Regions from separate parts of the Homo sapiens genome. Here regions 1 and 2 are each linked to region 3. Evidence: chromatin contacts called from ENCODE Hi-C or POLR2A ChIA-PET data. All regions are on one chromosome and are shown on one strand. The core of a region is the stretch at or near the end of the contact, and the rest is flanking DNA. Distances in the headings are between cores, read along the strand shown. Region 1 holds the start of VASN (vasorin). Region 2 holds the start of ROGDI (rogdi atypical leucine zipper). Region 3 holds the start of UBALD1 (UBA like domain containing 1).

What was found. A loop is a pair of places that touch in the nucleus more often than their neighbours do. ChIA-PET counts read pairs that join two places held with the same protein, here RNA polymerase II (POLR2A). Pooled maps may share reads with other maps.
Region 1: a loop to region 3 is called in a map of naive thymus-derived CD4-positive, alpha-beta T cell, with 13 times the contacts of the local background. The contact joins the promoter of VASN here to the promoter of UBALD1 in region 3. A Hi-C loop is called at or near these places in 1 of 168 maps with a recorded cell type or tissue (naive thymus-derived CD4-positive, alpha-beta T cell) and 7 of 50 pooled maps. POLR2A ChIA-PET finds 5 or more read pairs at or near these places in 2 of 52 experiments (PC-9 and Panc1).
Region 2: a map of CD8-positive, alpha-beta T cell shows a loop between it and region 3 (17-fold over the local background). The contact joins the promoter of ROGDI here to the promoter of UBALD1 in region 3. A Hi-C loop is called at or near these places in 6 of 168 maps with a recorded cell type or tissue (CD4-positive, alpha-beta T cell, CD4-positive, alpha-beta memory T cell, CD8-positive, alpha-beta T cell and 2 more), 16 of 37 single-sample maps with no recorded cell type and 23 of 50 pooled maps. POLR2A ChIA-PET finds 5 or more read pairs at or near these places in 8 of 52 experiments (CD4-positive, alpha-beta T cell, CD8-positive, alpha-beta T cell, HEK293T and 4 more).

The regions. Positions count from the first base shown.
Region 1 is chr16:4,370,434-4,373,488 of GRCh38, reverse strand. VASN (vasorin) reads right to left here and starts at 1,641. Exons shown (of 2, transcript NM_138440.3): 1 at 1,496-1,641. The region is part of intron 9 of CORO7-PAM16 (CORO7-PAM16 readthrough); the gene reads left to right. All of the region lies in intron 9 of CORO7 (coronin 7), which reads left to right. RefSeq lists an enhancer at 1,434-2,259.
Region 2 is chr16:4,800,941-4,803,882 of GRCh38, reverse strand. ROGDI (rogdi atypical leucine zipper) reads left to right here and starts at 1,250. Exons shown (of 11, transcript NM_024589.3): 1 at 1,250-1,356; 2 at 1,430-1,501; 3 at 2,298-2,380; 4 at 2,562-2,616. The coding sequence starts at 1,312. GLYR1 (glyoxylate reductase 1 homolog) reads left to right here. Exons shown (of 16, transcript NM_032569.4): 16 at 1-680. RefSeq lists silencers at 743-954, 847-1,636, 1,677-1,736 and an enhancer at 1,242-1,742.
Region 3 is chr16:4,613,394-4,616,233 of GRCh38, reverse strand. It overlaps UBALD1 (UBA like domain containing 1), which reads left to right and starts at 1,346. Exons shown (of 3, transcript NM_145253.3): 1 at 1,346-1,556. The coding sequence starts at 1,437. RefSeq lists enhancers at 1-152, 1-561, 562-1,134 and silencers at 1,086-1,325, 1,666-1,765, 1,806-1,915, 1,996-2,165.

The sequences.
Region 1 (3,055 bases), core at 392-2,891, 240 kb after region 3:
AGAATATGGAGAGAGAGGTGCCATCTGGACAAATGCCCTGGGACCCCAGCCCCCAGCCCCATCCCCATCTGACCCTCCGGACCCACAGGTAGCAGGACAGCTGTTCCAACGTGCAGGAGACAGGGGCGGGGTGGGGACAGGCAGTGCCCGGCCCCCAGGCTGGCATGTGTGTGCGCATCCTCCCTCCCCAGGCCCAGGGGAGGCTAGATAATGGTCTGGAGGGGATCCAGCTGGGCTGCTCATCACCAGAGCCTCTTCCTGCCTCTGACACTCTGTTTACAGAAGCTCCAGGCCAACTCCCCTGGGAGAAGAGAGTAAACTCAGGGGACTGCTCCCCATCCCCCACCCGCCTGCCCCAGCTCTGTTGGGTTTTTGTCAATAGCTGGGCCCATCCTGGACTTTGCTGCCCCCTGGACTGGCCCTAATGGACCCTGCTTGGAAGGTCCCAGCCCGGCCACCCCTCTATGCCCTCAACACCCAAAGTACAGTCTAGTGTGAAGGGACCTTGGAGATTTTATCCAATCCCCAGCCCTGGAGGCTCTCAGCCTGGGGAAGGGGGCTCTAGGTCCCGCTGCCTCTCTCCAGAGCCTCACCTGTCCTTGGTGCAAAAGGCAGGCATGGGGACACCTAGACCCCCAGGACCTCTTCCTTCCACCCTGCACACTCCACCCCTGGGCCACAGCAGGGGAGGCGGTCAGTGACCCTGGTGTGGCAATCGTTAACGAATGGGGGAGAGGCAGAATGGTTGGCACCAATCGGCTGGCCTGCCAGTGACCACAGGGGACCTCAGCAGTCCTCAGGCCCCAGCACTGCCAGCCCAGGGACACAAAGGACTAGGCTGGCTCCAGGCCACTGGGTTTGCAGCCCAAGCAAAGCCCCTTCCCTGGCAGAGGCAGAGACCCGGCACCCTGCCTGATACCCGAAGCTCTAAGGGCCCTGGCCAGTACAGGTCCATCCCCCACCTGGAGGGATGGGCATCGGACGCCCACCAGCCACTCCCCGCCCCTCCCTAGGGCTGCATATCTGTAGCCCCCAGCTGTGCTTTGAGTGACAAGGGTCCAGAGGACCCCGGGCAGCCCTTCTGCACAGCAGCACCTACTGCCGGACCCCAGGAGGGAAAAGTGACCCAAGCCTGTGGCTTGGCTATCCCCCTCAAAGGGGTTTGATTCATAAAACTGGTCATGCCGGAGGCCCAGCCGTGGGAGGAGGAAGCATGGGACGGGGTGTTTATTTTGTCTGCTTGCAGCCTCGCGGGCTCACCGCACACTCAGGCGCGCACCCTGGCCGGCCGCGGGGCTGTCGGCGCCCCAGGACGGCGGGGGAGGGAGCGTACAGGGCCTGCCCGCCGGGCGGCCCAGGTGACCGTGTGGGGCTGGGGCCGCGGTCCCGCCCGAGAGTGCGTGTGTGCGCGCGGCGGCGGTCCCCGCGCGTGTGCACAGCCTGGCCGTGGCGCCCCCTTCCCCGCCCGCAGCCCCCCAGCCCCACAGAAACTCACCGGGAGGCGGCGGCGGCGCAGGGAGCCGGGCGGGGCAGGCCGCGGCCTCAGTCTTTCCTGGCGGGTCGGGCCCGAGGGGGTCCTGGGTCCCGAAGCAACTGCGTTCGAGTCCGCGTCCACCCGCCCCGGGCTCGGGCTCCGGAGTCGGCTCGCTGGAGGCAGGTCGCGCCTTAAGAGTCCCGGGGGGCGGGCCCGCCGCGGCAGGGGCGGGGCCTCTCCCCATTGGCCGGGGCGGAGCCGCGTGGAGACACGCCCCTTCCCCACCGAGGGGCTCGTGGGCCGGGTTGCCCTGGCCCTCACCCTGCGGCCACCTGACCTGCGCGGGGAGACCTTGCCCGTCGTGGGTTTGCCGGATGACACTGGGCAGGTTTCTGCTTTTTGTGTAAAAAGCGAGAGACTATTTAGGAATCCTAAGCGTCACAGCCCAGATGCCTATGAGGCACCAGGCAGGTGACAAATGCCAGAAGTCCACCCCAGGGCCTCTGCGGCCCTGGAGAGGCAGGATGGCGGGAGTGGGGCTGGTAAGGGCTGAGTCCTCATGACCAGCCCGGGCCAGCTAGAGCTTTGGATTTTTGAAGAGAAACTGGAAATCCAGATTTTTAGGTGAAATCTCTCAATGTGTTATTGTTGGTAGCTAATCCCAATTTCAAAAAACTCCTGGCAGCCCACACAAAGCCCTTTCAAGAGCCTCCTAAGTATAAACTCCAATGCCAAATCTGAGCTCAGGGTCCTCTTAGCCACGACAGCCTTAAGAGTTGTGAGCAGCCCTGGACTCTCTTCCCCACCATATTATGAGATGAAGGGGCTGTGTCAGGGAGGGCAGTGGTGGTCTGCCCACGGCCCCACAGTTACTGGCAGCTTCAAGCCTGAGCTGTGGAGGCATAGGGGTGGTCACCGTCGGTGGGTGGGGCCTGGGCTGCAGTTGACAGTGGCCCTTGATTGGGCAGGAGGGGCGGGTGCCAGGGGCCGGACTAGTCCAGAAAAATCCCCTGCCTTGGAGGATTCCAGGAAAACACTCTGCCCTCCTCCCCCTCCGCGTTTGTGGTCAGTCATGCCTCAGAGCCTTTGGGGGCCCAGCTCAGCTCCTGACTTCCGGAGAGCCTTGGGACACCCACACCCCCTCCAGCCCGGCCTGTAGCCAAGGCCCTTGGCTGGGCTAGCTCTAGTCTTTGGGGGGCCTGAAGGCTTATCCCTGGGAGGCTGGGCCACACCAGCTGGAGGGTTTCCTAGTCTCTGGAGGACTCAGTTATCTCCAGAAGGCAGGATGGCCTCTGTGTCTAGCCGTCAAGGGCTAAGCAGGGCCTGGCTGGGACAGTCACCTTCTGGACCTCCCGTCCACAGGGCCCTCTCCCCACAGGGCCCCTTTCCAGGGCTGGCAGGGCTCCACAACCCATACGTTTCTCGGTCTACATGGATTAGGGCATGGCTTGCGGACCTCTGTTCCTGGGTTGGGGCTGGCCTTTGGGTGCATTTAGTGCAGGCTTTATGGGAGTTTTTACAACTTTGAAGGCACTGCTAACATTGAAAAATCAGGTGGTTTCATATTAAAATGGGGCTTCC
Region 2 (2,942 bases), core at 1-2,500, 190 kb before region 3:
TTTTTTATCCCTCTGCATGGGTTGGATTTTCCAAAATCATAATTTGCAGAAGGAAGGCCAGCATTTACGATGCAATATGTAATTATATATAGGGTGGCCACACTAGGGCGGGGTCCTTCCCCCCTCACAGCTTTGGCCCCTTTCAGAGATTAGAAACTGGGTTAGAGGATTGCAGAAGACGAGTGGGGGGAGGGCAGGGAAGATGCCTGTCGGGTTTTTAGCACAGTTCATTTCACTGGGATTTTGAAGCATTTCTGTCTGAACACAAAGCCTGTTCTAGTCCTGGCGGAACACACTGGGGGTGGGGGCGGGGGAAGATGCGGTAATGAAACCGGTTAGTCAATTTTGTCTTAATATTGTTGACAATTCTGTAAAGTTCCTTTTTATGAATATTTCTGTTTAAGCTATTTCACCTTTCTTTTGAAATCCTTCCCTTTTAAGGAGAAAATGTGACACTTGTGAAAAAGCTTGTAAGAAAGCCCCTCCCTTTTTTCTTTAAACCTTTAAATGACAAATCTAGGTAATTAAGGTTGTGAATTTTTATTTTTGCTTTGTTTTTAATGAACATTTGTCTTTCAGAATAGGATTGTGTGATAATGTTTAAATGGCAAAAACAAAACATGATTTTGTGCAATTAACAAAGCTACTGCAAGAAAAATAAAACACTTCTTGGTAACACAGCTGTGCCGCAGGAGTCCTGCTTCCCTCGTCCTCGGCGAGATGGGTGGGAGGAGAAGGCAGCGGCGGGGCCGGGGTGGGTTTTCGGGACCTCCGCGTCCGGGGTGAGACGGACTTGGGAGTGGCGGCGAGGTCCGCGGCAGGGTTGGAACCACGACCAATGGAGCCAAGCGGGCCAATAGGGAGGAGGAGCGGGGACAGACTGTCCTGCCGGCCAATGAGTGAGCGCGAGTGGAGCAGAGCGCCCTATCATATCCTGGGGGCGCCCCGGGAGCTCCGCCCCCAAGCGGGCGCCCCAGGCTGGTGCCGGCCGCGTCCCTGGCCAGCCGGAGCAAGCCTGACTCGTGCAGCCGCCGGCCGCGTCCCTGGCCAGGCGGAGCGAGCCTCACTCCCGCAGCCGCCAGTCTGGTTCCAGGGCTCCCGCAGGTTTCGGGGGCCGAGGCGGACCGACAGGCGCCAGCCAATCGCGAGCACGGAGCCGGCCTGGGGGCGGGGTGGTACCCGCTCCGCCAATCGGGTGGGGGCGGAGCCAGACGCCGGGGGCGGACGGGAGGACCGGAGGACCGAGGACAGAAAGATTGGTGGACAGGAGCAGCGGCCGGTGGGGAGGGCGCTCGGCGGCGGCCTGCGGCCATGGCCACCGTGATGGCAGCGACGGCGGCGGAGCGGGCGGTGCTGGTAAGGCGCGCGGGCCAGCGGGCGGGCCGGCGGGGCGGCGGGGCCGGGCGCGACCGCCGGGTCTGTCCCGCAGGAGGAGGAGTTCCGCTGGCTGCTGCACGACGAGGTGCACGCTGTGTTGAAGCAGCTGCAGGACATCCTCAAGGTAACGACCCGCGCCCTGCCCCGCCGGGCGTGGCGGCCCTCCCTCCTCATTTCCCTGGCTCCACCTGGGGCCGCGCGGCTGCGTCCTGAGCGCCTACAGTGTGCGGCTGCCGCGGCTTTCAGGCAGGGCCCCGCCTCCGCGAACTCGAGCCGACCTCATTATATAAGTACCTGTGTGCGGGCAGGGGCGGGTCCCGACGAGGGTGCTAGCAAGGGCCTGAGTCCCGCCCGGCCTCGGGTCGGGGAAGGCCGCCTTGGGAGCAGCGGCATCCAATCTGGGAGCCGAAGAATTCTGCCTCTGCCTGGCAGTGTGACTTCAGCCAAGTCACTGAACCTCCCTGGGCCTCCCTTTTCTCATTGGCAAAAGGGAGATAACAGTACCCGCTTCGCGAGGCTGGGGTGTAGATAAATGAGCCAGGCAGCTCACAGAAGTAACCGGCGTAGTGCTTGCTGTGGCCCAGGACCGCGGGTTACCATAACTACTGCCTTGTTCCCTGACTCTGCCCCTTGCCCCTTTCCCCCTCAACCAAGCTGGGAGGCTGCCCCTGTCTGTTTTGTATTCCCCGAGGCGGGCACACAGGAGGTGTTCAGGGAATGTGGTATAAGCAGAGATCGGGCTCACGGTTAGGTGCCCTGGGGGCTTGGGCAGGGTCTTCCCACCCCAGCTGAACCCAGGTGAGGCCAGGCCACGTTGTTCCTTCCCCCCGCTGACTTGGAGGGAGGGGGGCTTCTGGAAGGAGCACTGGGCCGGGCCTGAGTGGGCGCTACCAGCTCCCCTCCTTCCCTCTGTTCCACAGGAGGCCTCTCTGCGCTTCACTCTGCCGGGCTCCGGCACTGAGGGGCCCGCCAAGCAAGAGAACTTCATCCTAGGCAGCTGTGGGTGAGCCTGGGCTAGGCGGAAACCGGGGAAATGGGTACCTTGGGGGGTAGGAGGCATGGCCATAGCCCTGTCCTGCAGACCAGCTGGTTGTGCGATGGGACAGGAGGGGCAGCCCGCCGGGAGGGAGGGCTGGGTGGTGGGGGGGTGACCACAGGCACCGCTCTGACGCCACATGTTACAGCACAGACCAGGTGAAGGGTGTGCTGACTCTGCAGGGGGATGCCCTCAGCCAGGCGGTGAGTCCCCCGGCCCTGTCCCCTCCCATCCTGCCAATGGGGAAGAGCATGGGAGCTCCCACTTTCTCTCTGTACAAGCCCTGCGACTCTGGGCGGGACCCTTGATCTCTCTGGCCTCAGTTTTCTCCTTTGGAAAATGACAGCAACCCTCACACCTTCTCCCGGGATCGGTGTGCAGATTCAGTAAGAGGTGCAGGAGAGGGGTTCTTTGCACACGGCCTGGCCTGGCGTCCGGACCAGTGAAACATGGGCATTGGTGGATTAGGCTGGCCACACATCACAGTTGAATCAGCCAATGCCTGAACTCCAGTCTGCACCCGACTCTG
Region 3 (2,840 bases), core at 97-2,596:
CGCTAAGGGCCGAGATTTCCGGCAAAGAGCACGAGATTTTGCGTGGGAAAGCGGGAGAACTGCTGGGAGGGGGACCCCGAAGCACCAGAGGCTGCTGGCCCCGCCAGCCTGTCCCAGGCGCCGTCCAGAGGGTCATGGGGCTACAGTGGGGCAGGCCCAGAGCCAGGCTAGGAAGGACCCATGCCACGAGTGGGCGATGAGAGATTGAGTGAGGAGAGCTAGGAGGCTAGCTATAGGCGGTGACGTGCGGCGGAGCTTTTAAGTGGCTCATTCATTCATTCACTGAACGAGTATTTGTCGGCGCCTACAGTGTGCCGGGCCTTTCAGCCTAGACCAGCCGATTTGGGCCAAAATTCCTAGAGACCCCTCTCTTAAGGGCGTGCCTACTATTTAACACAGAGCGATGCCAATCACAGAGGGGTTCAGGGTCCCTAGGTCTTAGCAAAGACGCCTGTGGCCCGGCGTTTGCGCCCATGCACAGATCTGTATGCCCCACCTTGGGACCCCAATTCGTGCCAGAGCAGGGGCACGGGTGCCACCGAGAGCAATGAGGGCGACATGGACGTGCCTGGCTCTGGTCACGGTCTGGACAGCTGCGCACAGTAGGCACTTAGCGTTCAGTCACAGTCCCCGGGGCATGGCAAAGACGTCTGTGGCCTGGCGTTTGCGCCCATGCACAGATCTGTGGCCCCGGCCTCTGGGCTCCTAATTCCCGCCAGAGCAGGGGCGTGGGTGCCACCGAGAGCAACGAGGGCGACGTGGACGTGACTGGCTCTGGTCCCAGCTCAGGCGCCTGCACACATTAGGCACTCAGTTTTCAGACACCGTTCCTGGGCCTTGGCAAAAACGCCTATGCACGAACCTGAGGCCCCCGCCTGCGGACCTCCATCCGTGCCAGAGCAGGGGCCGGGTGCCACCCAGAGCAACGAGGGCGACGTGGACTCCCCCAACCCTGGTCACGGCCCGGGCATCCACACACAGTAGGCGCTCACAGTTCAGACACGGTCCCCAGGCCTTGGCCAAGATCCTGTGGTCAGGCATTTGCGCCCATGCACAGACGTGGCCCCCGCCAGCGGACCCCCATCCGTGCCAGAGCAGGGGCACGGGTGCCACCGAGAGCAACGAGGACGACGTGGACGCGCCCGGCTCGGGTTACGGCCCGGACATCCGCACAGCGGGCGCTCGGTGCTCAGACACGCCCCTTCCCGGGCTTCGCGTCCCCTAGGGTGCCGGCCCCGCTCCCCCGGGGCGCCCGGCGCACCGTGGGGACTACATATCCCAGCATGCCGCGGCGCCGGCGGAGCGAGGCGAGGCGCGGTGAGTCAGAGCCGCACAGTAAATATTTGTATTAGCCGGAGCCGGCTCGCTAATGGTGGACGCGTGAGGCGGAGGCGCGGGCGGAGGAGGGAGGCCGGAGCGGGCAGCGCGGCGGCGCCATGTCCGTGAACATGGACGAGCTCAAGCACCAGGTCATGATCAACCAGTTCGTGCTGACGGCGGGCTGCGCGGCCGACCAGGCGAAGCAACTGCTGCAGGCGGCCCACTGGCAGTTCGAGGTGCGCGGCGCCGGAGCCGGGCGAGGGCCGGGGCCACGGGCGGAGTGTGTCCCGCGTGGCCGCCGGGCGGGGGCGGACGGCGTGGACGCGTGCCGGCTGTGCGCCCCCTCCGGGCCGCAGACCCGACCCGCTTTCCCGACGGCGGTGCCCGGCGTCCGGATCCCAAGGGCTCGCGGCGGGCGGAGGTGGGAACCGGGCCACCGGTCGGGGATACGCCGCCCCCGCGGGGCCGCGAGTCCCCCGGGATCGAGACGGGGACCCCCCCCACCCCTTTTGTCCGGGTAACGGCCGAGGGCCGGGCGGCCCCGCGGTGCAGACGGACAGTCGGGCGGGCGGCCGGAAGGAGGACGCCCCAGGCCTCGGCAGAGCTGGGCCGGAGGGCGGAGCCGCTCCGGGCGAGTGGTCCGAGGGTCCGCGTGCCTGGTGGGCGGTCGGCGGCGTGCGCACACGTCCATGTGCATTTGTGTTTACGCACGCACCGCGCCACGGCGTCGGCCGGGCACCGGGGAGGTGGCGGACCTGCGGGCACGTTGGCGCGCGTGTGAACGCGCAGCCCCCTGGTGCGTTTGGTGTGTGATCAACGCGTACACATGTGGCGGGTGTGCAGATGCCGCCCGTGCCCGGCACGGTGTGATGTGTGTACACGGCCTGGAGTGTAGGGGTGGCGTGTCGGAGCCCCACACTACACCACAGGGATGAGCGTGTATCCCCTTCAGAGGTGTGCCTGGGGACTCCGTGTGCGCGACTAGGTGCTCTCCTGGGGCTGGCAGGGGCATCTGTCCCTTTACCGGTGCAATGGGGAGGGTGCACACGGTTCACCAGCTTTCGGGCTAGCTGGGTAGGAGGTGATGCTGCCCCGGTCTGGCACCCACTCCCCCGGGCCTCTCCTAACCCATAGGACAGTAGTGCTCCTGGCTTGTGCTGCCCAGAGGCTACCTGGCTTTCCCTAATTCACCGACCCCAGGATTAACCCCATGGTGGTTGGTATCAGGGGATGAGGCCAGAGCCCTTTGAGCTGTGCCCCTCACAGGGGTAGGGTCATGGCCTCAGCCATCCCGGTACCATCTGTGCCCAGCCGGGGACTGGGAACCTGGTTTCTCCATGAGGAGCCATCCCAGGGCCTGCAGGAGGGACTAGAAGCCAGAGGACTCTGAGGCTCCGCTTCCTGGGGACTGCAGGGGGATCAGAATGTCCCAAGCTTGGGACAGTCTGGGAAGGCAGTGGCCATCCCATCCAGATGAGTACATCCCTCTCTCCTTGCCTACTTCCCTCCTACCAGCCGTC